Linked DNA regions of Homo sapiens: regions 2, 3, 4, 5, 6 and 7 are each linked to region 1. The links are chromatin loops, found by intact Hi-C in ENCODE. Cell type or tissue: PC-9. All regions are shown on one strand. Region 1 has its middle 22 kb from the start of TTC1. Region 2 has its middle 98 kb from the start of LINC01847. Region 3 holds the start of IL12B (interleukin 12B). Region 4 overlaps LOC105377684 (a long non-coding RNA gene). Region 5 overlaps UBLCP1 (ubiquitin like domain containing CTD phosphatase 1). Region 6 has its middle 8.9 kb from the start of FAM200C. Region 7 has its middle 21 kb from the start of LINC01845.

Evidence for each region. A loop is a pair of places that touch in the nucleus more often than their neighbours do. Peaks named below come from ENCODE experiments on the same cell type or tissue, not always from the same donor. Only the 100,000 strongest peaks of a DNase experiment are listed, where the experiment ranks them.
Region 2: it touches region 1 in a loop (7-fold over the local background); 8 of 110 quality-filtered maps call a loop at or near these places.
Region 3: it touches region 1 in a loop (7-fold over the local background); 38 of 110 quality-filtered maps call a loop at or near these places.
Region 4: it touches region 1 in a loop (11-fold over the local background); 7 of 110 quality-filtered maps call a loop at or near these places.
Region 5: a loop joins it to region 1, with 11 times the contacts of the local background. A loop is called at or near these places in 56 of 110 quality-filtered maps.
Region 6: a loop joins it to region 1, with 30 times the contacts of the local background. A loop is called at or near these places in 2 of 110 quality-filtered maps.
Region 7: a loop joins it to region 1, with 10 times the contacts of the local background. A loop is called at or near these places in 86 of 110 quality-filtered maps.

Annotation. Positions count from the first base shown.
Region 1 is chr5:159,985,602-159,989,601 of GRCh38, forward strand. It overlaps a transcript of ADRA1B not described here. Among named protein-coding and RNA genes, the nearest start is that of TTC1, 22 kb to the right of the region's middle. In PC-9, CTCF peaks have their summits at 1,941 (motif pointing left) and 2,146; DNase peaks (open chromatin) are centred at 1,540 and 1,880; H3K4me3 peaks cover 1,057 bases; H3K27ac peaks cover 774 bases.
Region 2 is chr5:159,771,209-159,775,208 of GRCh38, forward strand. No RefSeq gene overlaps it. Among named protein-coding and RNA genes, the nearest start is that of LINC01847, 98 kb to the right of the region's middle. RefSeq lists enhancers at 1,829-2,343, 2,265-2,394, 2,344-2,856, 2,505-2,594, 3,272-3,779 and a silencer at 2,045-2,094. In PC-9, a CTCF peak has its summit at 2,102; a DNase peak (open chromatin) is centred at 2,293; H3K4me3 peaks cover 1,113 bases; H3K27ac peaks cover 1,634 bases.
Region 3 is chr5:159,329,258-159,333,257 of GRCh38, forward strand. IL12B (interleukin 12B) reads right to left here and starts at 1,230. Exons shown (of 8, transcript NM_002187.3): 1 at 1,175-1,230. It overlaps IL12B-AS1 (IL12B antisense RNA 1), which reads left to right and starts at 2,261. Exons shown (of 5, transcript NR_037889.1): 1 at 2,261-2,783; 2 at 3,525-3,746. In PC-9, CTCF peaks have their summits at 2,266 (motif pointing right) and 2,465; no DNase peak of the experiment used is centred here; H3K4me3 peaks cover 989 bases; H3K27me3 peaks cover 1,110 bases.
Region 4 is chr5:159,579,341-159,583,340 of GRCh38, forward strand. It overlaps LOC105377684 (a long non-coding RNA gene), which reads left to right. Exons shown (of 20, transcript XR_941139.3): 13 at 974-1,095. Among named protein-coding and RNA genes, the nearest start is that of LINC01845, 120 kb to the left of the region's middle. In PC-9, a CTCF peak has its summit at 2,176; DNase peaks (open chromatin) are centred at 2,351, 2,751 and 3,871; H3K4me3 peaks cover 829 bases; H3K27ac peaks cover 2,600 bases.
Region 5 is chr5:159,284,487-159,288,486 of GRCh38, forward strand. It overlaps UBLCP1 (ubiquitin like domain containing CTD phosphatase 1), which reads left to right. Exons shown (of 11, transcript NM_145049.5): 11 at 418-1,550. The coding sequence ends at 445. Among named protein-coding and RNA genes, the nearest start is that of UBLCP1, 23 kb to the left of the region's middle. In PC-9, CTCF peaks have their summits at 2,145 (motif pointing right) and 2,371; no DNase peak of the experiment used is centred here.
Region 6 is chr5:160,389,134-160,393,133 of GRCh38, forward strand. No RefSeq gene overlaps it. Among named protein-coding and RNA genes, the nearest start is that of FAM200C, 8.9 kb to the right of the region's middle. In PC-9, CTCF peaks have their summits at 2,167 (motif pointing left) and 2,367; no DNase peak of the experiment used is centred here.
Region 7 is chr5:159,443,106-159,447,105 of GRCh38, forward strand. No RefSeq gene overlaps it. Among named protein-coding and RNA genes, the nearest start is that of LINC01845, 21 kb to the right of the region's middle. In PC-9, a CTCF peak has its summit at 1,557 (motif pointing right); a DNase peak (open chromatin) is centred at 1,566.

The DNA.
Region 1 (4,000 bases):
GGAATATGTACACCACAGAAATTGACAAACACTACACATCAGGGCTCCTTTTTCTTTTCTTTTTTGTAGAGCTATTTACCAGCACACCAAAGGGTCTGGAAAAGGACTGGAAATAATCTTGGAAGAAACTCTTTCCTCAAAGGACTCTGGATCACTGAGAGGCCAAGCAGTGCTGCCTCTGGGACCTGGTGACAAAGCCTGATCCTGCATTGCGAAGAGGAGCATTCTGCTTGGAACAAGGCACTGTGGGACCTGAAGGGAAGAGAGTTCCGTCTAGCCCTTGAGGCTTTGCAACTTTGGGAGGGCTGGGACATAGCATAGCCCTGAAGGAGAAGGAGAGCTCACAGAAGCACCAGAAGCATCAGCAGCAGTGACTACTCTTTAATGCAACTTGCTGAAAGCAGTTATTAAGAAGGTGGTGGGAAGAAAGGAACCCACAGGGCCCCCAGAAATATCTAGGGAGCCTTTTTAAGAGGGCCTGAGTTTCACAGGTGAGGACTAATAGACAGATTTTCTTTTAAGAGACAATGCTCACCCAGGCTGGTATGCAGTGACACAGTCATAGTTCACTGCAGCCTCGAACTCCTGGCTCAAGGGATCCTCTCACCTCGGCCTCCCAAGTAGCTGGGACTACAGGTGCATGCCACCATGATCTTCTAATCTTTAAAATTTGTAGAGACAGAGCCCCACTATGTTGCCTAGGCATATCTCAAACTACTGGCCTCAAGTGATCCTCCTGCCTTGGCCTCCCAAAGCACTGGGATTACAGGTGTAAGCCAGTATATCCAACCTAGACAGAAAATATTGATTATTCACACTCACGTGACCTAATTTGCACCCTCTGACTTGTGAGACTAGAGAGAGTCATCTTGGAAAAGAGGTGTGTGCTCTGAGGCTGGCTCTTTTATTTGAACCGACAGCTTTTAGTACCAAGAGCTGGAGCTGTGATTCTCAAACTCAGAGAGGAGAAGAATCACTCAGTGAGCTGATTAAAAATACCGACTCACAGTCACCTCCAGCCCCGTCTAACGGATTTAGCAGATAGAAATAAGACCCAGTAATCTGCGTTTTAAAGAAATGATACAGTTGGTCCATGGACCAGATATTGAGAAGCATTGCACAGATGGTCAGTGACTCAGGAGGGCTCGATTTACGATCTATCCACTTTACGATGGGTTTTTGGAGACGTTAGCCCCATCGTAATTCCAGGGGCATGGGTGATCCAGCTTACATTGCCGGGTAAGGGCTAGGTTTTACTCCCCCCTCAACGGCGCCTACTGTCTTAACAGGGTCCACTTTGCTAAACACCGAGTTGGAAAAGCAGCTTCCTCTCTTTCCCAATCTCTGATGGTGCTGCTTCCAGGTGTAACTTCTACCTGCCCTCTGCCTTAAGGGTCCCTAGAACCCAGGATGGCTCCAGAGAAAGTAAGCTTGTCATCGACCCGTCACTTCCCAGGTGGTTAACGTCCACACCCTGCCCCCAGCGGCGGGGGAGCCGGGCCTACGGGCTAAAGGACGGTGTTGTAAGAAGCTGGACGAGCCCGGTTCCAGAAACCAAACAGCAGTTGTTATCATGCCTTTTAAATCACGCGTAGAGGTTTCAGTTTCTTCCTCTGCAGGCCCGTAAATATTTGCCTTCGGGTTTCTGTGTTTTCTGCCGTTGCCAGGAGCTCCGATCCTCCTGCGGCGGGGGCGCCCAGGTGCGCGGGTCTCTCCTGCGGGCTCAGCGGGCCGGCGCCGCGGCGTCTCCAGCAGAGCGCAGCAAAGAAGACGAAGCCTCCTGGGGCCTTTCCTCGCCGCCTGGAGCGGGGCATCCTTCCTCCTTACGTGCAGAGACTGGGAAGCAGCTCTTTAGACACTGCAGTGACCGAGCCCGCTCCACGCCCCTTTCCCCTGAGCAGGTGCTTGACGTGGGGCAAGCTCGGCGTTGAGGTGGACCCGCGCGCCACCCGCTGGCCAACGCGCCTAAGCGACAGGAGTGCAAAGAAACGAGGCTGCTTGGCAATTCAGCTGGTGCGGCCCTGCGGCACTTCCCTTATTCCTTCATAGATGCAGTCAGATATTCTAGAATTCTAGGTTAGGAATGCTTTAACCTGGGGTCCGTGCGCTGGCTTCAGGGAATCTGGGAGCTCTCTAAAATGCTATAAACAATGTAATATTTTTCTGGAAAAGGGGTGCACACTTTTCATGAGTCTGACTAATTTTATATGGTCTATGGACCAAGTGCCAGGCAATGTGCAAGCCATTGGTGGTAAGTAGTGATCAAGCAGACGTGTCGCTTCTCCTCGTGGACTTTGTAGTCTTTGTGGTAGGCTGAAGAATGCCCCCCCTCGGCCGGCCGCCCAAAATATGTTCACATCCTAATCCCTGGAACCTGTGAATGTTACCCGTTATGGCAAAGGGGACTTTGCAGATCTAATCAAGTTAAGGATCGTGAGATGGGGGGATTAGCCTGGATTATCCTGGTGGGCCTGATATCACAAGGGGTCTTATAAGAGGAACACAAAAGGAAACAGACAGAAGACAATGTGACAACAGAAGCAGGAGAACAAAGGGACGGACATTTTAAGATGCCACACTGCTGACTTTGAAGATGGGAGACTTTGAAGATGGGGAAAGGAGGCCGTGAGCCAAAGGATGTGGGCAGACTCTGAAAGCTTGAAAGGTCAAGGAAACAGCTTCTCCCCAGGAGCCTCGGGAAAGAATCCCACTGCTGACACCTTGACTTTAGCCCAGTAAAACTGACTGTAGACTTCTGACCTCCAGAACTGCAAGAGAATCAATATGTTTGTTGCTTTATGCCACTATTTTGTAATGCTTTGTTACAGCAGCTTTAGGAAGCTAATATGCATCTCAGCAGGTGTCAGACTCTAAAAGTGGTAAGAGACCACAGTCCTTTACAATGCTGAGATTCTCTGTATCACTGGCCCTTCCCCTCTCCAGGAGGAGACAACCAAGAGACAGAAAGTCCAACTGACACTACAGAAGTAGATTTACTGAACTCACCCATGCCATAGAGGTACGTCTACACCTGAGTCTCTTTCCTAGAGAGTTTCAGAACTAGTTAGGGAGATAAAATTCAAATTACATCTGTGGCCGGGCATGGTGGTGCATGCCTGCAATCCCAACAGTTTAGGAGGCTGAATGGGAGGATCACTTGAGCCCAGGAACTTGAGACCAGCCTGGACAACATAGCAAGACCCCATCTCTACAAAAAAAATTTTAAAAATTAGCCAGGTTTGGTGATATGCACCTATATTCCTAGCTACTCAGGAGACTAAAACAGGAGGATTACTTGAGGCCATACATTGATGGCCATTTGGGCTGCTTTCTACCTTTTGGCTATTGTGAATAATGCTGCTATGAGGATGGGCATATAAATATCTCTTCCAGACACTGCTTTCAATTCTTTTGGATATATGCCTAGAAATGGATTTTTTTGAGGAACTCCAATACTGTTTTCCACAGTGGCTGCACATTTTACATTCCCACCAACAGTGCACAGGGGTTCCAATTTTCACCACCTCTTCACCAACTTTGTTATTTTTCTGGTGTTTGGTTTTTTTGTTTCTTTGTTTGTTTGTTTGTTTTTGAGATGGAGTCTCGCTCTGTCGCCCAGGCTGGAGTGCAGTAGTGTGATCTCGGCTCACTGCAACCTCTGCCTCCTGGGTTCACAACATTCTCCTGCCTCAGCCTCCCGAGTAGCTGGGACTACAGGTTCCCACCACCACGCTTGGCTAATTTTTTGTTTTTTAGTAGAGACGGGGTTTCACTGTGTTAGCCAGGATGGTCTCGATCTCCTGACCTCGTGATCCACCCGCCTAGGCCTCCCAAAGTGCTGGGATTACAGGCGTGAGCCACCGCACTCTGGTGTTTGTTTTATAGTAAGCACTCTAATGGGTGTGAGATGATACCTCACAGAGATTCTGATTTGCATTTCCCTAATCATTAGTGATGTGGAGCATCTTTTCATGTGCTTATTGGACATTTACATATTTTC
Region 2 (4,000 bases), 210 kb before region 1:
CTACAAAATGGGAGAAAATTTTCACAACCTACTCATCTGACAAAGGGCTAATATCAAGAATCTACAATGAACTCAAACAAATTTACAAGAAAAAAACAAACTACCCCATCAAAAAGTGGGCGAAGGACATGAACAGACACTTCTCAAAAGAAGACATTTATGCAACCAAAAAACACATGAAAAAATGCTCACCATCACTGGCCATCAGAGAAATGCAAATCAAAACCACAATGAGATACCATCTCACACCAGTTAGAATGGCAATCATTAAAAAGTCAGGAAACAACAGGTGCTGGAGAGGATGTGGAGAAATAGGCACACTTTTACACTGTTGATGGGACTGTAAACTAGTTCAACCATTGTGGAAGTCAGTGTGGCAATTCCTCAGGGATCTAGAACTAGAAATACCATTTGACCCAGCCATCCCATTACTGGGTATATACCCAAAGGACTATAAATCATGCTGCTATAAAGACACATGCACACGTATGTTTATTGCGGCACCATTCACAATAGCAAAGACTTGGAACCAACCCAAATGTCCAACAATGATAGACTGGATTAAGAAAATGTGGCACATCTACACCATGGAATACTATGCAGCCATAAAAAATGATGAGTTCATGTCCTTTGTAGGGACATGGATGAAATTGGAAACCATCATTCTCAGTAAACTATCACAAGGACAAAAAACCAAACACTGCATGTTCTCACTCATAGGTGGGAATTGAACAATGAGAACACATGGACACAGGAAGGGGAACATCACATTCTGGGGACTGTTGTGGGGTGGGGGGAGGGGGGAGGGATAGCATTAGGAGATATACCTAATGCTAAATGACGAGTTAATGGGTGCAGCACACCAGCATGGCACATGTATACATATGTAACTAACCTGCACATTGTGCACATGTACCCTAAAAGTATAGTAATAATAAAATTAAAATAATAACAATAATAATAATAATAATAGGCACATCTCATTTTCTCCATACCCTATTCTTATTCTCTAATCTTGGTGGGTAATAAGTTTTTCAGACACTTCAGTCCTTGCAAATGGATGCAAGGCCTAATATACAGTACACATTTATCCCTAAATGGTGTCCCTATTTTTACAGAAAAGCAAGGCTCAGAGAGATGGCATAACTGATCCAACTGAACTCCTTTTAACATGCTAACCTCTACAGGTAACAAATGCCAGCCAGGACATTAGCAAGAAGCACTGGCTTCTAACCATTTTGGTCATTTAATAGCTATGTAAGCACTGGACTTTTCCAACTTCTGTGAGCCTCTGTTTCTTTCACCTGAAAATTGGGTATAATAATGGCACCTACCTCCCAGGGCTGGTGTAAGTCTCCAATGAGATATACATATGGAAAGCTAAGGACACTGCTTAGCAATAAATGCTCAATAAATATTAGCTGCTACTATTACTATTATTATCCTACTGTAATAGGGTTACTATCATTAGCCTACATTATTACTATTTTATATTACTCTAATTACTATTACTACAGTTCTTATCCTACTGTAATAGAATTCTATCGCTCCTATTTCTTTAATTCTGAGAGAGTCAGGTTGAGATGCTGCCCTAATTATCTGTGTGTTCCCAGTATCCAGCATAACAGATACTAATTTAAACGAGTGAGGGTGTGGGTGGATGGATGGATGGATGGATAGATGAATGGATGGATAGATGAACTGAGACAGGTAGAGAGATGGGATGTAAATAAATGTGTGCTATGGACAGGTGGATAGAGGGGACCTTAAGTAACTTAGTATGTCAAATGCCTGAATAGGAAGGCCGGTAGGTGGTTGGCAGAAGAGTGGACGGGTGGATGAATGATCGAACGGGTGGATGGGTGGGTGGGTGGATGGATGAAAGAGAGGGGTCTTAAGTGACTTAGTGTGAGAGCCTGAATGGCTAACGGTAGAGCAGGTGACTGAATGAGGGGTGGACGGACGCCCAGATGCCTGCTTCCTGGCTTTTCTCCCGCTCTGTCTTCACAGCCTGCCCTTCCTCGGCTCCAAGGCGCCCCCGAGGGGTGAGCTTCCTGGGCGCGCTCCGCAGCGCCCTCCGCCCCTAGCTCGCGGGGAGGGCGTCGCGCGGCTGTTCAGCGGGGCAGCGGCCTAGCGGCGCGGACCTGGGTCTCCTCCCTCGCACCGGGCCGAGCGCCGGGCTCGTCTGCATTGACGTCTGCGGCGGCGGCGGCGGCAGCAGCCGGGCTCTCGGGAGCCTGGGTGAATTATGATGCACATCCACCGCGGCTGCTAAAAAAAGGGCAGTGACTCACCACCGGCCGCGGAAACTTCCACGAGCGCCGGCCGCAAAAAGGCGGGGGCGCCAGGCCAAGGGCGGCTGCGCCCGGGGCGCGCGGCAGCAGCCAGGTGTGTCTCGAAAGCAAAACGGCGAGGACCGTGGCGCGGGGTCGGGCGGGAACCGGAGAGACCTGGGGCCTGCGCCTCGGCTGCTACCGGCCTGGGTTCCACAGCTTGGCGCTCAAAGCCAGCCCTTGCCCGGAAGAAAAAAAAAAAACAGATGTGATGTGGCAGGTGACAAAGGGGAGAGCAATAGCTCATACTCATCGCTCTACTACATGTGCTAAGGTCATAATTCACTTAACCCTCAAAACAGCCCTGAAGGCAGGTCACGTGATTATCCCTGCTTTACAATGGGGATACTAAGGCCAGAGAGAGAAAGGGGCTTGCCAGCGGTGGCAGAGCTCTCAGTATACCCAATAAAATAGTAATGTGGCAGCACTGTGGAATCCCTGCCGTGTGCCCAGGCCTGTGCTGGTGCTACAGAGATGGACAAGAGTGGTCCCGCTGCGAGGAGCTCACCGTATAGCACTCTTTCTGAGATATGTCCAGAAGCATTTACCTGGGGGGACTCAATTCCATCCCCTTCCACCCGACAAATATTTTCGAGCTCTGCTGTGTGCAGAGAACAATGGCAGAGGAGACAGAGGGTTACAAAGGTGACTAAGGCAGCCTTAATTTATTTTTTGTGCATTCACCAAGTAGTTAGTAAGCACCTACCATGTGCCAGGTGAGCGAGGTAACACTGACCTGTCCCAGCTCTCATGGAGCGCACGTTCTAGCAGGGAAGACGGGTAAACAAGGTGTGAGAAACGCTACATTAGGGGGCTGGAGGCACACGCAATACAGCGAAGGAGCACCCAGCCTAACCTAGGCAATCAAAGAAGGTTTCCAGGTGGCAGTAACTTTGAAGCCAAGGCTGGGAAGCTAATTGGAAGTTAAGCATATGGAGAGGAGGTTCGGGAAGAGAGTTTCACTCAGAGAGAACAGCATGTGCCTAACCCCAGAAGTGCCAGAGATCATGACGGGTTTGAAAAACTGAAAAGCATTCAGTATACCTGCAGCAATGGGGGCAAAGGAGGAAAAGTGGAAAACAGGAAGCTGGGAGCGGGTTCACCCCAGGCACCTGTTTGAGGGCTAGCGACTTAGCCAGAGGGCAAACGAGCTAACAGCTCAGACAATAGCCAGCTGCATTTACAAGGACAGAGGGAAATCAGTTCTATTGGTAACAAAGCCGGCAGAATGAATGCCCTACTGGTGGGAAAGGAAGATCAGGGAGAGCTTCCTGGTGAAGGAGGCATTCAGGCTGTCCCTGGTTGATAGAGTTTCTGCAGAAGAGGAAAGGAGAACAACTAGGAAGAGGCATGGATGCCATAGCGCCTCACCCAGGCCCTTCACGGATCCTCTTGAAAGGCCAGAGAGCCATTTGCAAGACTAGGGCTAATGCAGTAAGCTTCTTCTAGGGTCTGGGGTATGGGCGAAGTGGCCTTCAATGAGCTCCATGTGAAAAGGAGGCACAGCCCTGGTCTTTAAAGAAGCTTCTTCTATCCATTGGTGCTGGCAACCGAAAAACGGAATTCATGTAATTATTCTACAATATGTACTGAGTATTTACTGTGTGCCAGGTGCTGTGATAGGCACTAGAAATTCATTGGAGGGCAATAACAGACATGGTACCACT
Region 3 (4,000 bases), 660 kb before region 1:
GTGGCACATGCAAAGATCCCTAGTTTGAGGGCCAGGCAGACTTCTAGAACTGTGTGACTCTGGGTGAGTCACTTGGCCCCTTTAAGCCCCACACTCCTGATCTATAAAATGGGCATGCTACTGTGGTAAGGAGTTAGTGACATAATTCACGTGAAGTGTCATGGTGCCTAGATGAAGTCAGGACCCACTATTTGCTCCCCTCCTTCCACAGCATTTACTACAATGGCAACAATACAGTCTCTTCTTTACTGTTTGTCTTCTCTGCCACACTGAGTGAACTCTCTTATGCCATGGATCATGTCTATCTTGTTTTGCACTTTACCCCCAGAGTCCAGCACAGAGGGATTCCATGACTTATTAGTAGCATGAAGGAATGTACGGAAATCATACAATTTCAGATTCCAGTAAACTAAACTCTAAGAGGTTACCCACATTCCATCTAGTATCTTGCAATTCCTTGTTTGAAAAAGTGGGTCATCACCTGGGGTTTAGTAATCCCTTTGTTAAAATGACATTGTTGTTGCACACAATTTTACCTGGGCAAGTAAAAAAACCTTTTTTTCCCCCTTCTCACAGATTTAAAAACTCTTTAGGAAGCAATAATAGCTTTTCATTTTTTAACTGGGGCCAAAGTTAGTTAATCCACAAGAATGGGGATCCCAGCTGTCATTTTGGTTGATATCACAACTGACGACCAAGACCATCACAAATATGGGAGCAAGTCTGATTTGTAACATTATTATAATTATGAATCCAATTACTTTAAGGAATGCACGAAAGGCTTTTTAAAAATTTCAATAGTAAGGCAGGCACCACTCACTTTAGCTCTATACAATCCTTTAACTGATGGGCATTAACATTTAGGAATATACTTTTATACATCAATACACACCACTTCAAAATAAGATAAAACAAACATTTCCACAAACTATGCATACACACAGATCTTGCTATACAGTTATTATTAGGTGGCTTTTAAAATGGACACTGTACATCGGTCCCTAGAGTACTAAGTTTTCACTAATGTTCCAGCAGATGACTCACCAGGGATGCTTCCAGGAATCCACCAACTCCCTCCTGCCAGCTGCTGGGGTAGCACACTAACGGTTTCTACACCTGGACAGCTGCAGGCCCACAGGGAGGGGAGGGAGGTAGGGGCTTGGGAAGTGCTTACCTTGCTCTGGGCAGGACGGAGAGTCCAATGGCCCTGAAACAGATGTTGTTTCTTCTGCTGCTGTTGCTGGTACTGGAACTTATATACTCTACTCCTTTCTGATGGAAACTTAAACTAGAAACTGACTTGTTGCAACATTGAAAACAACTCTCAAAACCTTCTGGGGGAATTTCAAGAAGTTCCTTTTTTGTTTGTCTCTCTCTGTGTGTGTATCAATAACGAGGAGGGAACATAGACATCAAAATCCCAGGTAATGAACTAAGAGGAAATGACTTTTGGGTGGGGAATAAGGAAGGAGATGGAGATGCTAATTTCTCTGGGTTTACATCATGGCCAAGGTGCTTGGAGACAGCACTAGGCAGATTCCCTGGGTTCCACAGATCGAGGAAGAAGGAAGGCCAAGGGGCGGTCAGACGGGAGGCTGAGTTCATGTCGGGATGGAACAACTGTATGCCCAAGGGCTTAAAAACAAAATCCTGGTTCTTCCCAAGTCAGAGAGGATGAGATGAAGGGCAAAGGGTTTAGTACATCTGGGGCGCCTTCCTCCACATTAGTCCTTTAATTTCAGAAACATACTATTTACCACCCATCTTGGCTCCATGCACCTCTCCCCACATTCCCCGAGTGGGAACACACGCGTGCACACACACACCCATGCACATTTCATACAGACACAGACCTGGGGAGATGATAAAACTGCGTGTACCACTAATAAGACTCAAATATGTGCACATCCTGTGCTCATAGGTACTCGCTCATAGGGGCGGATGGGAGCAGAAAGTGAAATACCCTCAGGGAGGCATACAGACAACCACACTCAAGGCACCCCCCCTTGGGCACCCAGACTACATCCTCATTTCATTTGCACACAAATCTATGGCCCTAGGGGCTCCGTGCAGATGCACAGGAATAGCGGAATAAAGATATCTCTCGTGGTGGAATTTCAAGTTGCTAAGAGGTATGCAAAGGTGTACACCGGTGTGGACCCCCCCATCCCCCGCCCAGTCTGCACGTGAACAGGAACATGTACCTGCACGTATACCAGGTACACGCAGACAGATGCGGGCCATCCCCAGAGCCGCCGACAGAGGTCGCTGCGAGACGGTACCCGCGCCCCACAGTCCACCCGCTCCTCGGAGTCCCCCCGCGCCCCGGAGTCCACCCGCGCCCCGGAGTCCACCCGCGCAGGTCCACTTCTCCATCCCTGCTCTCGACCTCCGCCCCTGCGGTGGGGGAAGTTCCTGGGGCGGTGGCTGGGACCAGGCCGGGTTTTAGGCGGGCGCAGATTTCCGGGCTAACTTTCCTCGCCGTCTCAGCGCGGGAAGGGGGAAATGGGAAACCCGGGCCAGAGCAGCGGAGCTTCCCAGCCGCACACTTCCTCCCTCCAGCCGTTTGTCTCGGCAGGGGAGGGCCCAGGCAGCCAAGCCGGCAGGCCCACTGGTTATCCGACCTTGTGCTCTGGCCGTGGGTGGAGACCTTACATCCAGCTCAGAGCGCCTCCTCCCATCCCCTGTGTCCTCTAGGCCTCCCCAGACTTTGCCTTTTAGCCTTCCAGTGAAACAAGTTCTGTATCCAAGATATACAATTAAGTGGACAAAGCAGATTGCAGGTATGTTTTTTCGTATGATACCATTTGTGGGGTGTGTGTGCGTATGTGTGTAAGTGCACCTGCACTTTTCACAACTGGTATCTCTGAGGCATATGTAACAACTGGGGGAGGGGCTTTTTGTAAACATGTATTAATTTCCTCCGATCCATCACTAAAGTGTACTGAACAGAAATTGACGTGAAGTAGTTTCACTAATTTATTTACAGTGGCTGCACCACCACAGATGAGTCCTTGTGCCCCCCCATAAATAAATACATGCATAAAATAAGACAAGTAAGGTTCAAAATGACACAAATATTTTATTCATGTGTTCGTAAAAGCACCTTGAAAATTAAAAAAAAAAAACTGTAACGTAAAGTCTCAGTAAAAATCCAGCGCCAGTTATGCAAAAGAAGCTTCGAAGTATGCCCTCATCCTCCCTTTTCCGCTCAGATTGCAGCCCGAGGGCTAGTCCTATATGAAAGGGCCCCCAGTGTTCACCTCCACCAGGGACAAGTAATAGGGTTTTAAGAGCATGGGCTCTGGAGTTAGAGAGCTGGATACCCGCACCTGCAAGTTACTTACCTTCGTTAAGCCTCAGTTCCTCACATCTGTAAAATCGGGTTAATAATAGTACCTGATCTCAGGACTGGTGTGAAGATTAATGAGATATGATGGGATGCAGTTAAAGCAGCATCCTGGCTAAACGTTTAATGAATGGCTGCTTGCACTTATTTATTTTTTTATCCTGTCGTGTCCCAGAAAGTCTTTTCGTAGCTCACAAGGGGACATCAAAGATGACAAAGAGGAGTGGAAGAAGACAGAGAGAATCAATGTGAGGAGCCTGGAACAGGGCTCTGAATTGTCTTCCCACAGTGAAATCACTTGTCTATTGCTGAGCCAAGAATTTGACTCTGAGCATCTAGGATGAGAAAGAAGAACTGGCACCTACGCCATCTCTGCCCCTCGGGACTGACTATTTTGGTAAGTTCAGTTCACCCATGGAGGAAGTGGTTCTCGTACTTTATCTGCATGTAACAACAAAATTCAGGTTCTTGGGGCTGATGCTTGGAGATTGTGATTCAGATCTGGGATGGGGCTCAGGAACCTGCATTTTAACAATGGAGGTTCTAATGTGGTCATTGGCAGGTTGTTCTAATGTGGGGGCCACATTAGAGCCTCTCTCGGAGACAGGCTGTACATGGCCAGCCAGCATTCTGGTAATATGAGCCAAATGC
Region 4 (4,000 bases), 410 kb before region 1:
ATTTGATCCAGCAATCCCACTACTGGGTATCTACCCAGAGGAAAAGAAGTCATTATTTGAAAAAGACACTTGCACAGGCATGTTTATAGTGGCACAATTCACAATAGCAAAATCGTGGAAGCAACCCAAATGCCCATCAGTCGACGAATGAATAAAGAAACTGTATATATATATATATATATATATATATATATATATATATACACACACACATATATATACACACACACATATATAAACATATATGTATATACACACATATATAAACATATATATACGCATACATATACATACACACACACACACACACACACACACACACACACAATGGAATACTATGCAGCCATAAAAAGGAATGAATTGACAGCATTTGCAGTGACCTGGATGACATTGGAGACTATTATTCTAAGTTAAGTAACTCAGGAATGGCAAAGCAAACATCATATGTTCTCACTGTTACGTGAGAGCTAAGCTACAAGGATGCAAAGGCATAAGAATGATACAATGGACTTTGGGGACTTGGGGGAAAGGGTGGGAGGGGAGCAAGGGATAAGAGACTACAAATATAGTGTGGTGTGTACCGCTCGGGTGATGGGTGCACCAAAATCTCACAAATCACCACTAAAGAACTTACTCATGTAACCAAACACCACCTGTACCCAAATAACTTATGGAAAAAATAAAATAAAATAAAAATAATGCTGTGATGAATTCATTTGTGCATATATCTCATTGTTTCCTTAGACTACAATCCTAAAAGCAGAATGGCTGGATAAAAGACTACACACATGTTTAATCTCTTTGATCCATATTGCTAAATTGTCCTCCAGAATGTTATTTCAATTTATACTTGCACCAGTGCGTGCTGCTGCAGCCATTTTTGGTTCAATAGGCACCAAATTGCTCTAGGGTTGGGTGTCAGAATCTGTCCTATGTCTTAAAATAAAACAAAAAAAATCTCTATTGCTTCCAGCTCAAGGTATTAATGCTTGAAAGATATTCCATGTTTGAAGGGATTTTTGTGGTGCTGGCCTACAAGTTGACCTTTTTGACGTGAATAAGAAACATTCTTCAAAACTGTGGTTGACATCCAAGGTAGGAATTCTGGCACAAGAATCTTTCGAGTTCCATTTCTCCTTGGTGTGATAAAAGGTAACTTACAACCCGAGTCACATTAAGCCCCTAATACATGTGAGCTGGTGTTCCAGGCCACATCTTCTGTCTGTCTCCAGAGAGGATTTTGTTTTTTGTGGCACACCCATCACCTGCCACACTCCACAGCCACACCGCACACTCCACAGTTTCAGCTGCCACCTAGTAGCAGCCAGACTCATGAAGCCTTTTGGCACAAGGCCTAGGTTTGCAGCATCAGGGAAGCCTTCTGGGGTGACCATGTCGGGAAAGGGAGGTCTGATGTTGAAGCCAGGCACCCTTGGATATGAATCCCAGTTATATCTATTAGTTGTTTTCTATCTTGTTAGGTCATGTAACTGCTCTGCCTTCACTTTCTTGTCTGTAAAATGGGAGATTTTTATAGCTAGCTCAGAAATTGTTGGGAAGAGTAGTGACAAGGCCCAGCAGATGCTGAAAAATAAAGCTGGGGAGTGGGAGAGGGTCTGTGGAATTTGGGGGGCGTCTGCCCTTGCACTTCAGCCCCGTAAACTCTGAGACCCTAAAGTCTCAGAGTTAATCACAGCTCAATACACCAAATTAATCATAGTCCTTTATTTAAGAAGGAAGAAATAATGAGTGAGTTTAATTTTCCAATCCCACTTTAGGCGGTCAGCTCTCAACCCTGAGTTCTAGTTTGATTGCACTGTGGTCAGCTCTCAAGTAGAGGAAGATAATCATGGGTAAGGCGTGCTGCAGGGCCTGTTTTCTGCAGATGTCTTTCTCACTAGCCGAATGTTCCACCTGAAATTCCAGCATGTATCTTGTTGTCTCCAAGATGCCCTTGTTAAAATACAGATATCTTTAAGGGAAGCTGCTAGACGTTAGCACAGACTCTGGAGTCAGATAGGCTGGGGATAAATTCCCGCTCCCCGACTTGTTAGCTATGTGACTTTGGAAACATTACTTCACATCTCCGTGTCTCAGTTCCTTCATCTGTTCAATGGAAATAACAATAGTGTTAAGGGGAGAGTAGATGAGATAATGTCTGGGACAAGATAAGTGCTCAATTAAAGTTAGCTATTGTTAGTAGCTATTACTAAACCCTGAGAAGAAGGGGTAGGTGGCGATATGACTCCACCAAGAATATGCTTAAGTTTCTCCTTCATCTGGGTCAGTTTCCATAGGCTTTGCAAAATAGATGCTATTTCACAAATGAGGACAACTAAATCTCAGAGAAATTAACTGGTTCTGAGTCACACAGCTTCATCAGGATGCCATGAAGAAACAGGATACAATGCACACTCTCCTTTAGCTGTGCCACCAATAACCCTCCTGCATAACTTCTGGCTTCCTAAGAGAGGACTAATGGTTGTAGCCCCTGAAATCCACCTACACACTCTCCCTGAGATAGTCTGTAGTGGACAGCTCCCAAATGCTTTCCATTTTGAGGAAAGACAGCTTGAAGAGCAACTTGCAAATGCAAGGTCAGATACCAAGCCCAGAGGCCGTACGGATGTCACACCTCAGTTCTTATGGTGATGACTTGGCATTTAGAGATGAAAAAATCATCTCCAAGGCAACGTAGGTGACTTATTTACAGATGATTAATCCCATTGTATACTACTGCCAAATCCACTTCTGGCTTCACGCCTGGTGACATGGGGAAAATACCACGGCTTCTTCGTCTTGGGTACATTTCCATCTGCTGGGCATTCTCTGGGTTCCAGGGGGAGGTGAGTCAACAGTCTGTCAATGCTATGGATTTAGTGTCTTGATGTGGGTTCTAATGAGAGAGTTTTTATAATGTTTCACGCCCTCCCACCCCTGCCAGCCACAATGGTAATATCAAACCCAGAGACCAGGAACAGAGGAACTTGCTTTCTTCCAGCTTTTGATCTTCCACCTAATATGATCAGAGAATTCTTATTTCATTTAATATATCTTTCATAAGTGCCTACTCTGCACCAGATACTGTCCCAGAATAGAAGAAAGTACACTTCCGGAAAATTTGCTATGATCATGAAGAAACTGAACTCAGACAATAATAATTATAATAATATCTCCTATTTATTAAGCATTTGCTGTGTGCCAGTTGCTGTACCAGGAACATCACAGTTTATCCTCCCCAAAGCCCTTGGCTGTAGGTCCTATGGTATCCCTGTTTTTCTCTTAATAAAGATAAAACACAGAGAGGTTAAGAAGCTTTCCCAGGATGGCACAGCTGGGCAAGTGGTGGAGTTGATTTTACGCAAACACAGTCAGTTCTCATTATTTGTGGCAGTTATGTTCTATAAAGTGGCTGTGAGCACTGAATTAACAAGTACTAAACAGTTGCTCCTACAGGAAACACAGGGTTAGATTCCTTTGAGCCTCTGATCAATATATAACCTTGTTTTAATTATGTTTTGTTTAAAGATATCTTATTCAATATACACTTTTGATTCATTAACACTGAACTTATAGCAACAGCACTGTGACTCATCCCCAAATGATGCTTCTCTTACGCATATATTTTGTCTGTAAGGCACACAGCAGCCTTCTACTTAGGATCACTTTAGCACTATGCTTTGGGACCATTTTAAACAACAAAATCACCATCATGAAGCATAAAAATGAGAAAAAATGGGGCACTAAATAGACCACAAAAGAGACACTTGTTCTCAGGCTGAGAGCTGAAATGAAAAAAGCAGAGTGTCACTTTGTTGTCCCACCTCAGCTAGGAATGCTTGTGTTGAGTGACTCAAATTTTTTGCTGCTCTAAGAATACCTGCAAGTGACCACAAATGTGCCATGAGTGTTGATCTTAAAGTTACAAATAAATTTTAGCATGTAGAGAAATTCCATTCATAAGGAGAATTGGGTATAGTCTTATTCCAGAGTATGTTTT
Region 5 (4,000 bases), 700 kb before region 1:
TTTATGGAGTTTGATCTGTATTTGGAAGTTACAATACTAGTTAATATAGTGACTTTCACATTGGAAGTAAGGCAGTATGGAGTGGTAGTCAATGAGTATGACCTCTGGAGCCTTGTTTTGAATCTAGGCTCTTCCACTTTCTAGCTGTGTGAATTTGGGCAAATTGCTTAACCTCTTTGTGCCTGTAAAATAGGAATAATTCTAATAGTAACTCCTCAGAGCTGTTGTGAAGACTAAATGAATTAATACATGTACTTAGAACTGTGCGTGCACATAATCAGTAGATGTAAGTGACTATTAAGAATACTCATCTTGAAATGTTTTGTCATTAGAACAAACTCCTTTGGGAGCAAAGTTAGGTTATCTTCATGAATTTAGCATGATACAGCTTTGACATCTTTATTTTATTTCTTGCAGATATCTCTCAAAGAAGCAAGGACAGTAGTTACAAGTTATACTGGCAGTTATTGAAGATACTTAAGATCCAAGAACTTCTTGCTTTTATGCTAGAAATCATTATGATAGTGCTGGACACTGAAGCAAATACCATACTGCTTATACTTGGTCTTCCAGTTTTTTGTAAATTTAATTTTATATTTTTTGAAGATGATAGCAATATGCTAAAAAATGCTTGTCCCCTATATGAATATTCTGTTACGCTTGAAAAATATTTTCTCCAGCGTTGGTTACTGACCACCCCACCCTCCCACCACACACACACACACACACACACACACACACACACACACACACACACAAAGTGGAGAAAAATGTATACTCAACAATGTCATTTTGTGACTTTGGAAACAAGTTATGTTTTGTGTTTTTGTCTCATTGTGTTATTGTCTGACTAAATCTAAAACCAAACCCATGTTGAAACTAGTACTTTTCCCTTTAAAAACAAACCAAAAAAAAAAACAAAAAAAAACTTTTTAATTAAAGAACCTAGTTTGCTATGCTTAAAATTACCAAGAATTTTTTATTTCTTTGTCATAGACACAATTTCTCTTCTGTATGCCACTAGTTACATTTCTAAATTCTGAGCGGTCTCAGTTAGGCCTGTATGTGTGTACATGTCCAAGTAAAGCTGGAAAATGTCAGTCTTGACACAGCTGTGTCTTAGTATGAGAAACAGAAGACTGAAGAATAAAAACTAAGGAACAAGAATGAGTCTCTTTTTGGTGGCTAAGTAGAATCTTCCTAAAACCATTGTCATAAAAGCAGTTAAAGGCAATAAATTTTTAAAAGGGACATATCACTGATTCATTCCTAAAAAGCATGAACAAAAAGTTTTTGTTCTGTTCCAGCTATATCTTGTCTAAGTGCTAACACTGTTTCAGTGAAAATATCTAGCCATAAGATTAAAAAAATATATTATTTGCAATGCTTAAGCCTGCAGATACGTAATGTGACCACTGTTTTGTGTTGACAATATTGCTTTATACAGTTCTTGTATTTGAAAGGAATTGATCCTTTTAAAGAAACATGGTGTATATTGTTCTTACAGGACTAATTTCAGTGGTGTAAATAATAAATATCTTTTCTTAAAACATTCGTTATCTGTTCTATATTACCACATATATTTTACCTCTTTGTTGAATGACAAAATGAACATTATATTCAGGCAAGGATCTCTTGCAAAAACTTAAATGTGTATGGTGATGTTAAAGGTGTGTATATCACTATTTATACATTCAGGAGTAGTTTTAGCAGCTAATCAGATACATAAAATTACTTAATTCTAATAAGTACCTTTTTTCAGAAATATATACTATTTTCTTTGTGACAGGTTTTGAGGATATACAGTGCAGAAGAGTTTGAGGACTCTAAAGTGATTCAATTAAAATATATTTCTTAATTATGAAGTAAAATTTAAATATTTAAGGATAGAACAGAAATTTTAGAGTATTCATTTTTCATTGGTACATTTTTCCCACTGTAAAAGACAACTTATTCCAAAGTACGCACGGAAAGGGCTTAATCTTCTCAAGAAAATGGAACACTTAAACTATTAACATAGGTCAAGAACGGGCAGACATTTTCGAAATCAGTATAAACTAAAATACAAAAGTTAGCAAATCACAGGGAGCAAAGTAGAATTTTACAAAAACATATTCTGCCATTAGGTGGTGCCCAAACCAAAGCTTCTTAGCTGCTGTGCTTAATTAAGCCACTCCGGAGAACATTGTCATTGAGCTTGTTGAGATAACGTGCTATATGTGATTAATACCATTATAGAGTGTGGGAGTTTTCATTTGTCTTCTGCATCTCATGGCTTATTGAACAGCTCCATCTCTATATATCTATGTGTGTGGCACACACAATTGAATCAATAGATCACTTAATTTGGATGCATATTTTGGTGAAACCACAAATTATTTTTATCAGATACATGTGTTAAGCATTAAAACAGTATTATACGAAGTATATTTAGCCTAAAAACTACAGAACATCAGTAAATCTTTGATTCAGAGGGAAGTTTCTAATTTCCCCTCAGGTCTTTGTTACCGAAATCAGTTATTGGACTAATGATACCTATAGCAGCTCTTCAGTGTAAAAGGTAAGGAATGGAAAAACAGGTTGTTACAGTAAGCAACTGAAACTTATTTTTTATTCATGGAAAGTAAAATAGTTCCTTGAGAGGAAGAGGAACTACAGGATAGGGACTGGGAAAAAAGGATATGCAAAAAAACGCAGATTAGTTGCATTTTAGGTTATTGCTTGGTTTTTAGGTATTAATAACAATTGGGTGGTCAGAATGGTAATAAAACATGAATAATAAACGGTTGAGTTTTCTCATCCCAAGTACTCAACAGAGCTCTCTCAAGGGACGAACTGTTATGGTCTCCAATGAAGTATTTTACATCAAAATTCAATCTTCTTATGAACTAGCCCAAGAAATGTCTGTGAAGATTAAATGCTTAGATATTTATGTAAAGATTTAGTTTTGCTACGTGAGTCTTGGTGAGACATCTGAATATTTTAAATTTTTAATTGACAGTTGTTTATGGGGTACAATATAGTGTTTTGATACATATATCCAATGTGGAATGATTGAATCAGGCTAATTAGCATATTCACCTCAAATATTTATCATTTCCTGGTAGTGAAAACATTTTAAATCCTCTTTTTTAGCTGTTTTGAAGTATACGTTATTATTAACTGTAGTCACTATGCTGTGCAATAGATCACCAGAATGTATTCCTCTTATTAAACTGAAACTTTGTACTCTTTGACCAACATCTCATCTTTCCCCATCCACCACCACCGCCCTCCCCAACCTCTGGTAACCGCTTTTACTCTCTGCTTCTGTGAGTTTGACTTTTTAGATTTCTACGTATAAGTGAGATAGTATTGTGTCTCTCTGTACCTGGCTTATTTCATTTAGCATAATGTCCTTTAGCTTCATTCATGTCACAAATGACAGAATTTCCTGAGTTTTTTAAGGCTGAATAGTATTCATATATATATACACCATATTTTAAAAATCCATTCATCCCTTGATAAGTACTTTGTTTTTTTCTATATCTTGGCTATTGTAAATAATGCTGCAGTGATCCTGGGATTGCAGGCATCTCTTCAGAGTGCTTAGTGTTTAAATCTTAAGAGAATCTTTTTGTAATCAGTTTCATAGATTTAGCAAAGACTTCTGAGAAATTAGTGCCTTATAAGAACTGAAATCAATACGAAGCATCCTGTAGGGCTAAAAATGGTGTCAGTTATCTAGTAATGTCAATGAGCTTCCATGTAAAGTGTTTAAAATCTTGCACACCTCCCACATTAATAATTTCGTAAAAACACTTTGGAAGTAAGCAAGCACTTAAATGCAAACATAAGGATATTTCCTGATATGAACTGTTACTCATTAAAATGCTGGTTTGCTTCCAAAAAGCTTTAAAAGCTGAACTTACAGCTTTTAAGAACATTTGTAAACAGTAGAAACAAAACCTTAAAAATATCAAAAACAAAGACTGCTAAGCTTTAATGATGTTTCCATAAA
Region 6 (4,000 bases), 400 kb after region 1:
ATCCTATTAGTTTAGAATGTATAGCATCTTTCCTATTAATTCCAGCAAAAGTACTACAGCTAACTAATTAGCCAGTAGGGGGTAATATGGACTGATAGTGGGGGGAAAATAGTTCCTCAAGAAAAATCAGGGTGTTATTATTAAAAGAAGCAAGTGAATGAATGAATGCTAAGCAGGTCAAAACAAGATGATCAGACTGTCAGATCTCTTGATTCCTATACGCCAAGAACTACAAAGTTTATACAACTAATCAGTAGCTGAGACAGGACTCAATCCATTGCTGAAGTATGATAAGATTTACAGCAAATTTGTAAAACAAAAGTAAAATAATCTAAGGTCTCTCTTTATTCATAGAAGCACAAATCACAACACACAATAACCTTATACTGCCCTTCAAATTAACGTAGACTTTGAAAGCTTCATATTCGATGTTTCTAAATGCCTGGTAGATATTAAAGCCATGCTCATAGTATTTGATATAATTTGGTGCTAAAAAAAAAAACCTGTATACTATCCAGAGCTTTTTTTTTTTTTTTTTATATGGGTCTCTATTGCCCAGGCTGGAGTGCAGTGGCATAATCACAGCTCACTGTAGCCTCCACCTCCAGGGCTCAAGCGATCCTCCCAATTCAACCTCCCAAGTAGCTAGGACTATGAGGGCATGCCACCACACTGGGCTAATTTTTGTAAAGAAAGGGTGTCACTTTGTTGGCCAGGCTGGTCTTGAGCTCCTGGGCTCAAGTGATCCTCCTGCCATGGCCTCCCAAAGTGCCAGGATTACAGCTGTGAGCCACTGTGCCCAGCCTTTTTTTTTTTTTCAGACAAGGTCTCACTCTGTCACCCAGGCTGGAGTGCAGTGGCACCATCATGGCCTACTTCAGCCTCAACCTTTTGGGCTCAAGGAAACTTCCTGTCTCAGTCTCTTGAGTAGCTGGGACTACAGGCATGTGCTACCATGCCCAGCTAATTTTATTTTTTGTAGAGACGGGGTCTTGATATGTTGCTCACGCTAGTCTTGAACTCCTGGCCTCAACAGCCCTCCTGCCTCAGCTTCCCAAAGTGCTGGGATTACAGGTGTGAGCGACTGCACCCGGCCGCAGAGTCTATTTTTAAAAATTGAGGCTGGGCGCAGTGGCTCATGCTTGTAATCCCAGCACTTTGGGAGGCCAAGGCAGGTGGATCACTTGAGGTTAGGAGTTTGAGACCAGCCTGGCCAATATGGTGAAACCCTATCTCTACTAAAAATACAAAAATTAGCTGGACGCAGTGGTGGGCATCTGTAATCCCAGCTACTTGGGAGGCTGAGACAGGAGAATCTCTTGAACCCGGGAGTGGAGGTTGCAGTGAGCCGAGATCACGATCACACCACTGCACTCCAGCCTGGGTGACAGAATGAAACTCCGTCTCAAAAAAAAAAAAAAAAAAAAAATTGAGATATAATTCAAGTATCATCAAGTTCACTCTTTAAAAGTATAAGTTAGCCGGGTGCGGGGGCACATGCCTGTAACCCCAGCACTTTGGGAGGTCGAGGCGGGTGGATCACGAGGTCAGATCGAGACCATCCTGGCTAACATGGTGAAACCCCCTCTCTACTAAAAATACAAAAAAATTAGCTGGGCGTGGTGGCGGGTGCCTGTAGTCCCAGCTACTCAGGAGGCTGAGGCAGGAGAATGGCATGAACCCAGGAGGCGGAGCTTGCAGCGAGCCAAGACGGCGCCACTGAACTCCGGCCTGGGCGACAGAGCAAGACTCTGCTTCAAAAAAAAAAAAAAAAAAAAAAAAAGTGTAAGTCTATTTGGTTTTGCTTCCCATTGGCTCATGCCTGAAAATGCTGACCTATTATTTACTAACTTTCAGCAGTTTTTGGTGGCTTAGACAAACAGTGAGGATGTCAAAAATGCACACGCTTGTATTACAGAAAAAGTCATTGATATTTTCTTTCCCACCTGGGTTTCCCAGTGATTTCTTGCAGTCTCATGGTTACCGGCTCCAACAGAGTTCTGCCTGCCAGTTTTCAGTCCACAGAGGCTCAGGTAAGGAATTTTAAATTTGAGCCACTAGTACCTTTTCTAGAGATGTTTAAAATCAGCTATTTGGCAAAATCTGTAATGTGAGTAAAGTTGCTTTCTCATTCAAACCTATACAGAGAGTGACATCTGCTGGTCATGAAGATTATGTTTTTATTCTATTTTACTCCTTTTCAAAATTTATCAATGACTCTAAAATAAAACATAAGAAAAGTAATTATCTCTTCTTTGGGAAAAAAGAAACCAACACATGACTAAAAATTCCAATATATGTACCACTGTGGGACATTTTTAAACTAAAAAAAATTGAAATTCCTTCATTTTAGCAAACACTGCAGCTCTTTCATTTGATCAGGAGAAAATAAAATTGTTGTAGAATTTGAAAATGAATAAAAATCCTAGTTAGCCATTTCCTTAAAAATGTCCTTTGAGTTTTTGTTTCAGAGCAGCAATAACTAATTTAGTCTAAGACCTAATGAAAGACTGGCTATCAAAGGTCATTTAATCCTGGTCCTTCTATCATACTATTAAATCCTAGGTTTCATACATGCCCATGTCCCTATTCCTACCTCCTTCCTAACTTTAGAATTGCATACAGATTAAACTTTATATACACACATCTAGATTTTTTTTTTTTTTTTGAGATGGAGTCTCACTCTGTCACCTAGGCTGGGGTGCAGTGGCACAATCTCAGCTCACTGCAACCTGTGTCTCCTGGGTTCAAGCAATTCTTCCGTCTCAGCCTCCTGAGTAGCTGGGATTATAGGCGCATGTCACCATGCCTGGCTAATTTTTGTATTTTTAGTAGAGGTGGGGTTTCACCATTTTAGCCAGGCTGATTTCGAACTCCTGACCTAGTGATCCGCCCACCTTGGCCTCCCAAAGTGCTGGGATTACAGGCATGAGCCACCGCACCTGGCCTACACATCTAGATTTCCATATTAGCTTTGGAAATTTTTCTGTCTTTGATGTTAGATTGTAATAGGAAAATTAGGACCTATATTCTGTTACTACATTTTTCAGTGAAAAAAGGTGTGTATTTATACTTACTGATAAAATATAAACTTTGATTTGCGTACTAATGTGGCATCTAAATTTGGTAGTCAGGTTCCATTTCCCTTCAGGTTTATTTTTTATTTTTCAGTATTATAAAAGTGTTCTGATTAGCCACCTTATAAGTAAAACTTTTGGACATTCCTGATTCTTTCCACATGATAAATTTATAGAGGAAAAATTCTTAATCAAAGGGCTATAAATAACCAACAAAGAGACTAACATTAGTGTAATAATAATAAAAAATTGAGAGTAGTAGGAGATGGATATTTTATAAATTCAATCCTTACATATTATCTAGGGGAGTCAATATATAACTTTTAAAGCTGATTCAACTGCTATATGTCATGGTATGAACATACTACTTAAGAGATGTGGGTGGAACCACAAGAAATTACAGAAGAAATGGGTAATTGGGCAGGAAGGGGATTGTGGCTTTTCCTTATAGGACTCTCTATATCATTTTTTCCCAGCCTTGAGCATGTAGTACTTTGATAAAATATTAATGTTTAAAAATAGAAATGAAAATTTATTTAAATTAAAAAATATTTTGCCAAATTATCATCCAGAAAAAGTGTGCTAAGTTAGATTCCCATGGGGAATTTTTTGATGGTCTTGAATTACTCCATTGATTTCATGTCAATTTATTTATGATTTATACTCTGACATTTTGAACTTAGAAAAATACATATAAGATGTAATATAAGTGACAAAATTAGGGTAAAGGAAAAATAAGTATAGGAAAAATTGAACCCAGAGGACCCAAGAATCCAAGAATCCATCAGAACAGTCTGGAAAGCTGGTTATGAATGAGGATCCTTGACCTTATCACAGGCCTACTAATCACAATCTCTAGGGTAAGGCTCAGGAATCTCCTTTTCAGCAGCCTTGATAACTTGGAGTTCTGAAGTAATTTAAAG
Region 7 (4,000 bases), 540 kb before region 1:
CTTGATGATGGCTCTATCTTCAGTGCCTGGCACCTGATAGAGGCTTACTATTTTGTTGTTAGTGTTGAATAAAAGCATAGTGTTTGAGTCATGATGTGGATGTATTGGTAGGACTTCTTTCAACATTTATTAAGTTTTTTTGGCATTGGGCTAAGGAAGTGGGGTTTCAGCCCTGGCTTCACAGGGGAATTGCTCCAGCAATTCTTAAAAATCCCAATGCCAGGCTTTACTTTGGACTAGTTATGTCAGAATCTAGTGGGGGTGTGTGAGGGGCCGTCAGCATTTTCAAGCTCCCCAGCTGATTTCAATGTGCAGCCAAGTTTGAGGACCGGTGCGCTGGCTCAACCGCACTTGCTCTCAGTGGCTGTTGTGTATTGTTAGGCAGCTTGTTAACTGCTCAGAAGGTCCAGGGCCATTTTCAGATTTTCCAGATTGTTAAATTTGAGAAGGAGGGTCTGTCCTGTTAATAAGCTTGCCAGGGAATTTTGCTTATACCAAAGTTTGCAAACCTAAACTGTTCTCAATCCTATTCATTTTACAGACAGGAAAAAAGAGACAGAGAGAGGTTAAGTAGTTTGCCCACGGTAACAAAGTAGGTAACTGGCAGAACCAGGATTTGAACCTAAGGCTTCTGAGCTTACCTAGTAGCTTCTCTGCTTTTTCTTTTTGTTTTTGTTTTTTTAAGATGGAGCCTCGCTCTGTCACCCAGGCTGGAGTGCCGTGGTGCGATCTCAGCTCACTGCAACCTCTGCCTCCCGGGTTCAAGCGATTCTCCTACCTCAGCCTCCTGAGTAGCTGGGATTACAGGTGCGCGCCACCACACCCGGCTAATTTTTGTATTTTTAGTAGCAATGGTGTTTCACCATGTTGATCAGGCTGGTCTCCAACTCCTGACCTCATGATGTGCCTGCCTCGGCCTCCTAAAGTGCTGGGATTACAGGCGTGAGCCACTGTGCCTGGCGCTTCTCTGCTTTTTCTTTGTGATAAAAATCTAAGTGTGCTCCAGGAGTTGGTTGTGAAAATAAAATAAAGATAAGGTTAGGTGCAGTGGTTCATGCCTGTAATCCCAGCACTTTGGGAGACCAAGGTGGGAGGATCACTTGAGCTCAGGAGTTTGAGACCAGCCCAGGCAACATAACCTAGTAAGACCCCACCCCCATCTCTACAAATAATAAAAAAGATAAGATTAAGAGGATATGCATGTTATATTGTATATTTTGAAGATGGAGAAGTTGGTATTTCTACTCCATGGTGAGGAAACAGGTCCAGCCTGGGGGACTAACTCCCACTCCCAGGGTCTTTGGGGCTTTAAGAGGCAGAGCTGGGATTGCAGATGTGGGCCATTTTCTCCAGACTCTTAGGTTTTGCAGGTGAATCATTCAACACCTAGGGCATCCCAGAATCCATGTTGATTGGTGCCTAATAGGCCTGTAACCAATGATGAGAAAGTGAGTGGCGGGAAGGCTGGCTAGGTGAGTGAGTGAACCAGTGAGTGTGAAGGAGTCATTTGTCTATTTCATGGATTCTTTCTATTTTTCAAGTAGAGTTGGATCACTAGAGGGCAATATCGGCCAAGAGAAAGAAGAATTCTTCACCACCGTTTCTAGGACTGGTGAAGGTAAGACATCTGTGTCTGTGGATTTAAACCAAAAAGGGAGACTCTAATTTACAGAGCAGTTAAAGTGAGCTTTGCTTTCCCCTGGGCTTTCAGGCTGATGAGAACCTTTCTCAAGCCCCATTAACACGTACAGCCACTCCAGACCTTTCTAGACTTAAAACCAACAGGGCAAACGGGAGAGGAGGGAAATCTTGGTTGGCCTGAAAAGTGGATGTTTATAGATAATAGGAGGTTTTAGAAAAAGACATTTTGTAGCTTCTCAGACTTTTACAACATTGATGGGAGTTAATGTTTCGAGAAATGGTATTATGATGAAGTTGTATGCTGAATTAATTTTCCATAAATAAGACCATACATTTCCACAGATTGCTTTGCCTGCTGTATAATGAGAGTGTGTGCTCTTGCTGGATGAGCATTCTCTCCCCTTCCTCCACCTACCGCCTCTTCTCTCCATGAGCCCTAGAGTAAAAGTGATCTGGGTATGTCTCCACTGGTTGTAAGGCCTTGAGTAAGTCACTTAATTCTTCTGAATCTCAGGGTCATCAATGGTGACATTGCAAGTTTGTCCTGAGGTTTAAACACAGAACATGTGGGTCTCCTTGGAACTCCTTTCAAGCTTCTGTTTCTTTGTCTTCTCTTCTCTGCTGTTCCATTAAGCACCAAAAGTTCTGATGTCAAAAGAGCAGCTAAGTCTTTACTGAGAATTCACCAGTTGCCCCTCCCTGGGGCCATCACTAACCCCAAGATGTGCATTTTGGAAGCTATCTGAATTGGAGGGGGCCCCTAAGGAATGAATTTCAAGTGAAAGCCTTTCAGACTCAGCACCTACTCAGTGCTAATAATCATTACTCCTATTAAGGACATACGATGTGCTAAGCATTGTGCTGAAGGTTTTGTAGGCATTACCTCCCTTAATCCTTGCCACAAACCTTATGAGGTAGGTGTTTTGTTACATCTTTTTTACAGATGGGGAAACTGAGGATCAGAGAACTTAAGTAACCTAGCCAAGGTCACACAGCTATTAAGTGGCAAAGCTGGAGTCAATCCCAGGTCTGATTCCAACCCTTATGGTCAAGAAGGGGGCTAGGAATAACATATGTGTATCATTCACCCCATGCCAGGGTGACTTCCATAGAAAGGTTGTATGTCCAGGATACCAGAAGGAAGAGGAGGCCACACACGATAGAAACACCTGGAGACACTTCCCAGAAGTGGGGTCATTTGAGCAGGGCCCTGAGGATTAGTCTGGGTTCTGGCAGACAGAGATGAGGAGGGAAGAGAGTATTAGAGGAAAGACCAAATGCAAAGACAAGGAGACTGGAGAGCATGGCATTTGTTTTGGGGATGTGGATGTATCCAGTAATGTGCCACCATATGAGCGGGTGCTACCTATCATTATTTGCATTTTACACATTAGGAAAATGAGGCACAGAGAGGGTAACTGATTTGGCCAAGGTCACACAGCTAAGTGGCAGGGCTGGAATTTAAACTGCCATCTCTCTGACTCCACTTCCACAGGGTAGAGAGCACATATGGATCTCAATTCAGTCACAACTAAGAGAAAGGCTTTAGTACCTGCGGCTTCTCGGAGGATCCCAGGGCCAGCAGCCCAGCCATGCCAGAGGTTTGCACATCAATATGCCCCTGACCTGGAAATGTAGCGGGGAGAATAGTGGGGACAGGACAATGTTCAAGTTCTAAGACACCAACAGTAAGAATCTACCTTTGCGCCACACCCAGCTTTCTTCTCACTCCCGCCTTGGGATCAGATTACTCTCTTGCATTCTTTTACATTTCATAAAAACTGTTCATTAACCATGTGCCAGACCCTTAAACAATACTGAGGCAGAAGGTTGGTTTAGAAACCTGTGGGAGGTCATGTAGTGAGCAAGTGGTAGATGGAGGATTCATTCCCAGCCTGGGCTGCTCACTGCTGTGCTATTCCCCTCTCTTGGGGAAAAGAGCAGGGGACAGATGAAGAGATGGGCTCTTGTGAAGCCCATCCTGTTTCTCCTAATGGCCCCACAAGGCAGCTGGTTATAGGTGAGGCTCAGGAGCTCTGAATGGTTTACCAGGGCTGGTGGAATCAACACAGGAGTCCAGATCCTGACCCTTCATGCTGCGCCACGTCCACCTGCCCTCAGAGTCTCCAGGCCACCACCTCTCCTCCAGTCTGTCCCCAGGCAGCAGTTGCTGGTGGACCCTGGGTGTCTCCAACACCACCACAGCCAAGGTCCTGGCCTCAGGCTCTTGTTAACCTGAGAACTTCTGCCTGCAGGGGGCAGGGACCCCAGGCCCCTGGTAGTTCTGTTTATGTGGGTTTTGGAATCAATGGAGTCATGGCTGGTTTCATTCTATGGCCAGAAACTGCCTTGGTCCTAG